2 separate regions of the Mus musculus genome follow, and region 1 is linked to region 2. The links are chromatin loops, found by intact Hi-C in ENCODE. Cell type or tissue: heart. All regions are shown on one strand. Each heading gives the region's core, and the rest is flanking DNA. Links, peaks and the distances in the headings are about the cores only.

Region 1 (2,927 bases), core at 201-2,700, 170 kb before region 2:
TTGGAGTTACAGATATTTGTGAGTCACCTGATGTTGATGCTAGAAACCAAACTTGGGTCTTCTGCAAAACTTCTGTAACTACTCAGCCAGCTCTCTAGCTCGGGGGATTATGTTTTTGAGATGGTCTCCCTCTATCTAGCCTTGAATCCACATGCTAAGGAAAAAAAAAAACTGAAGGGAAGGAAGAAAGGGGAAGGAAGGAGGGGTGGAGGTAATGGAGAAGAAGAAAGGAAGAAAAGAAGGAGGGAGGAAGGAGGGAAGAAAAGGAGGAAGAAAGCCTGTGTTAAAAACTTTACAAAGCACGTGCCTTTAATTTCATACTCAAAGGCAGAGACAGGCAGATATCTGTGAGTTCTAGTCTGGCCTGGTAGCCTGGTCTACATAATGAGTTCTCAGACTGACAGAACTATAAAATGAGATATGTCCTTTAAAAAAAAAAAAACTAATAAACCCTCAAAACTAAACATCTGAACTTTGTGATCATGGAGAGTTAAATTAAAATGCTGCACAACACAGCCAAATTAGCTTATACTAATTTAGTCCTTTGGAAAGTCATTAATTGTTCACCTCTATGTCTGACCTAACATCCTTGTGATCATCAAAAGGCTTTAAAATGTATTCTTAGCAACCTCCTGCCTTCTACTAATCCAAAGCTAAAAATATTATCAGATAGTGTGGAGATGTGTAATAGAATTTTCTCCACTTGGTGGTGGCCTTGTACCTGCATCCCTGTGGTCCCAACCAATCCATTTTATATTTTTAAATCTTTTTATTTATTTTTATTGTATTTTATGTGCTCTGCTTGCATGCATGTCTGTGTACCACATGACTGCGGTGACCATAGAGGCCAGATGAGGATTTTGGATACTCTGGAATTAGAGTTACACACAGTTGTGAGCTGCCATATGGGTGATAGGAATTGAACCCAGGACCTCTGGAAGAATAGCCAGTGCATTTAACCACTGAGCTACCTCTCCAGCTCTCCATCACCCACAATATATCTTATAAATGTCTTGTTTTGTGACTTTTTTTAAAGGTTTATTTTGTGTATATAAGTACACTGTAGCTGTCTTAAGACATACCAGAAGATGGCATCGTATCCAATTACAGATTGTTGTGAACCACTATTTGGTTGATAGGAATTGAACTCAGGATCTCTGGGAGAGGAGTCAGTGCTCTTAACCACTGAGCCATCTTTCCAGTCCTTTGTGACTTGTTTTTTTATCCTGTACCTATAAGATTTGAAACCACTTCTGCAATAGAACATGATATTTGGGATAACCTGAATCTTTACTATCAGGCTCTAATCACCCATATTTGCTTCTAGAATAAATTGTCTCTCATGCCCTTCGAGCTTGAAGCTATGTTTTTACATTGACATAGTCTTTCTGTGTGAGCCTCACTAGTACCAGGATTACAGATGTAATAAGATCTGGCATAAGATCTTTTTTTCTTAAGCAGAACCAGTCTAGCTCCATATAGGGGTAACGACAACTTTTAACTTATTATTTCATACTTGTTCTTTTCCTTACATTCCCCTAAAATTAACTTTCTCAGTGGAAACTTATATACTGAATCAGTTCTTGGGAATTGCCCTGATGGTAGCATAACCTTACTCAGAAAACAAATTTCACCTGAATTTAGATCTTTATATGGTATATTATAAACCCCAAGTAAAGCAAAGTGTCTTGCATTTTAAAAATTTTAAGTATATTTTGAAAAGCAAAATATATGCTTTTTCAAAAAGCAAAAGTGGCTTGTGTTTTAGAATTTCAAGCATAGTTTAACGACTTACAACATAAACATATATTGAACATCTAAATAATGTATGTTCAAGGCTTGAGCCTGGAAAATGAGTCTCTTCTCCTAGAAAGCTGGTCTTAATTTGCATTGAGTTTCAATGGCTTCCTTAAGCAAACACCTGGAGGTCTTCCAGTCTAAGAAAAATATGTGTCCACAGACACAATTCTGCAAACACAGTGAGCATTTGGCAGATTTAGAAAGGTTGAAAATTGGCCATTGTCCAGACCTCAAGCTGTTCCCTCTGTTATTCTTAGGCAGAAAGCTCAAGCAAGGTCCAATATGCCTTTTCTTGAGGACAAAGATCAATGCCAGAGCCTGCTAAAATCTGACATTTGTCCAATAGAGGAGCGCCTTTGTCACCACAGTCATACTCTGAGGTTGGGATACTCCTAAACAAGCAGATTTAGGACACTGCTCAAGTTTCTGAGTTCTGAAGTGAATCTCCAGAGCTGCTTGGAGATAGAGCTATGGTAGGTACAGGCTAGAAGGAAAGCATGGGTCAAGTACTTCTGGGTGTTTCTGTCCCATTTTTGGATTGTGGATCAAAGGGTACCTTAATTCCCCTCTTTTCTATTACATCAACTACAAATACTAGAGTTAACTTAAAGAAAAACAATCATTGATAGTAGATATAGAAAAGGGAGAATATGACAAACATTATTAAACAGCAACAAAAAAGAAGCAACACTTGTACATGTCAGGAAAATGTTAAATTATTTAGAATGATAGAGGTTTATATAAAGAGTAAATGCCTGAATCTGGAGAAGTGGCAATAGTCAGACTAGATTCTCGTGGGTGTTTGTCTGTCCCACAAGCAGAGAACTCTATTGGACACTGCATGATGTGGAAAAATCCTTTATTGGAAATGCATTTGTGTAATGTGACAACAGGAAGAAGGATGGGTAAGAATGCCAAAACAGAATAGAGTTGCTCTAAGAAAGAGGTGAGCAAATGTAACCATTGGCTAGAAATTTGGATCAGTAGGTGAAATTGCCCAGAGTGCTGTGAGGTCCAGTTTGACCACAGCATGTGGTGATAGGAGACAAGACTGATAGAGGTAAGGACAGCTACCTTGTTACAAGTGTAACATTACGTACCTACAAACATAGACAAATTTACAAATA
Region 2 (2,927 bases), core at 220-2,719:
AACTAGCTAAGTGGATAAATATATACTAAGGAAGGACTACTATCATGTTTAAATTTTCATAACTTTAAATTTTGTTCATGGCATTTCTAACCCCCCACATTTTTTAATGCAAGTTTCTTTGAGTGAACCACACATAAGTTTATGTGAAAAATCAAGAAATTAAAGCCACAATTATTACCAATGGCCTATAATCTCTCCTTATTTTCCCTCCTTCTTTTCTTTCCCCTCTTCCCCCTCTCTCCTTCCTCCTCTTTTTCCTCCCTCCTTCTTCTATAGGATGCTTTCTTGATCCAATTCAGTTAAATGTTACCATTTCATTTCAAGAGTGGCTGAGAATCCCACAAAGCCATTTTCTTTGTAGCGTTTCTTCCTTTGTTGTAGCCTCTCTAGCATAGCATGTGGTGAAATGAGCACCTGGCATGAGTGTCGTCTGTGGTGGTAAGTTAGTCCTATGGACTCATTCTCTTGTTTCCATAATGTACATATAACTGTAAACACATGAGCCATAAAATAAATAAATGAAATGAATGTCAAGCCTTTGTAGCCACATGCTGCTTGGTATGCTGCCTCTGAAACCCTAACTTAATACTAGATGGAGAAATGGCATACATCATGAGTATTTGAGGTGTGTACTTGGGTCCAATGAGAAAGAGCAGGGTAAGATAAGTTGAGTGATTTTATTGTGCATCTGTCATTGTTTATTCAACTGAGTGAAACTGAAGCTTCAGCTCCAGATAGACGTTGTTTGAACCAATTATGCCTTACATGTGTTTGGAGGAAATTCAAGAATCTCCCTAGGTTTCAATCAAGGCATTGAGAACAAAGGGTGCGATACAACATGAATCGTGCGGTTATTGCAAATTGTAGCTGAGCTAATCCATATCAGACCCTAGGACAGTGCGTGGAATAAGGTTGGATGCAATGTAAACCACAAATTGAAGCAAAGCAACATAAACATTTTTATCATCTGACATATCCTATCTACAAAATAGAGATAATAACATCTCATTTTAAAGATATTGTGAGGAAAAATGAGCTTATATAAGAAAATTGGCTAAGAAAAAGTGCTTAGAATGGAATACATAATCAAGAAATGCTGGCTCTTATTCTCATTGGTATTTCCATTGAAACAAGGGTTTCCTTTACAGGCTTATTTTAGCATCCTTATGATTTGGCATCCCCTGGTGTTCATTTTGGACAACACAGTTTTGAATCTATTTGTAATCGCTAATTCACAAACTATTTTGCCTTGTCTAGATGAGCTGTGAGTTTTAAATATTTCTATTGAAATTGATTTATTTTTAAAGTATTTCATACACCAACTTTTTATCATGAAAAATGAGTAAGATTTAATATACACTAAACAATAGCCTAATGATAAACATAGAAAAAAATAACCTCCTATAACACTTTGGAAACTTAATTCCCTATTGGTGGATTTCATGGTATAAAGAGTTAAGGAAACTTCACACAGAAAAGCAAGTTTTTAGAATTGAATCTGCAAGATTTATGAAAAGTTACTTTGGAGGACAGGGGTGATAGCGTTTCCTCAACAGATACTAAATGTACGAACACAGGAAGTTACAGAGTCACTTGCCTCACCGAGGAAACTGAAAGCTGCTACAAATGGCTGACTTTGTATGCAGATCCTGACTGGACCTGAGGCAGTACTTGCAGTGGTCATCGGGAAAACAGAGAACTGTGGGCTTGCTTGACAGAAAGTCATTATTTAGTCTGTAAATGAGGCCACTGCATATTCACAATTTCCCCTCAAAACTCAATGCTTATGATTTGTCGTATGCATGAGTGTAGGTGTGTATGTGTGTTTATGTGTAAGTGAGCACATGCGTGCATGTGTTAGTGTGTGATGTTAGCAGATAAGTAGGTTGGAAATCAGGGGAGGTGAAATAAAAAATAATAAAATAGAAAGTAAAATTCTGACTATATAAGAGGAATAAAAATGATTTTTTTTCCTCTGCAGGATATTGAATTTTACAAGCAGCCTGCTGGATCAACCTTGCTTTTAGATTGATTTCATTCATCTTTCAGAAGAAGCTTCTGTGCTCATTTGACAGACAGTAGCGGGCAGTTGTGAATTTCCCATTCTGAGCTGGTTAGGCTGTGACACTGCCTGAGAACTCCTGGAGCCTGTCCTGTCCTATCAGCTTCCTTCAGTTTTAAGTGAATACTTTAAACTGTTGACCCAGCTCATGACCGAAAAGCTTTTTTTTTTTTAATTACTCCAGTGGGAAAATAGATGGACTAATAAATAGAATAGATATGCAAAATATGTAGCATCCCAGCAATGGGTATGAACATCTATGCAGCTTAGAAGAAGCCATCTTTTTGGCCAGGCAAAGACTTTCCAGTGCCAACTCTCTGGGGTCCTCCAAACTCCTAAAAGCAGCCCTTTGCCTATTATCTTATAATTAGTTTTTAAAATTTATATATATATATATATATATATATATATATTCTCCTCTCATACATCACATTCCAACTGTAGTTTCTCCTCCTTCTCCTCCCCTAGGGTCTCCCTCTCCCCCTCCTGTCTCCCCCAGCTCTTACAAGTAAGCACAATTAACTTATTGGTTACTCAGAGTGGATTTGATAGAATCCTACTTTGTCACTGAACCCTTATAAGGCTGCGGGCATTATTCATGATTTTCCAGGAAGAAATTCTCATCAGGGTGCCCCACCCAGTTCTATCAAAACATTGCATTTTTACTCATGTGGTATCCGTTTGTTTTTTTTTTTTTTTTAATAAAACTCTATAGAAATGATCCAAGCCTGTGGTCTGCTCCAGTTGGCATGCTCCTTCCTTCACACTGTCCTGAAATGTCCACCCCTCCTTCCTGGATAATTTATACTGTTGTCATACACACCTTTCTAGACCAGACCAGCCTTTGAACACTGCAACAGAATGT

The links. Peaks named below come from ENCODE experiments on the same cell type or tissue, not always from the same donor. Only the 100,000 strongest peaks of a DNase experiment are listed, where the experiment ranks them.
Region 1: it touches region 2 in a loop (7-fold over the local background); 4 of 42 quality-filtered maps call a loop at or near these places.

What each region holds. Positions count from the first base shown.
Region 1 is chr10:31,631,314-31,634,240 of GRCm38, reverse strand. No RefSeq gene overlaps it. Among named protein-coding and RNA genes, the nearest start is that of Rnf217, 23 kb to the right of the region's middle. In heart, for the core only: no CTCF peak of the experiment used is centred there; no DNase peak of the experiment used is centred there.
Region 2 is chr10:31,464,284-31,467,210 of GRCm38, reverse strand. No RefSeq gene overlaps it. Among named protein-coding and RNA genes, the nearest start is that of Gm51764, 17 kb to the right of the region's middle. In heart, for the core only: a CTCF peak has its summit at 1,189; no DNase peak of the experiment used is centred there.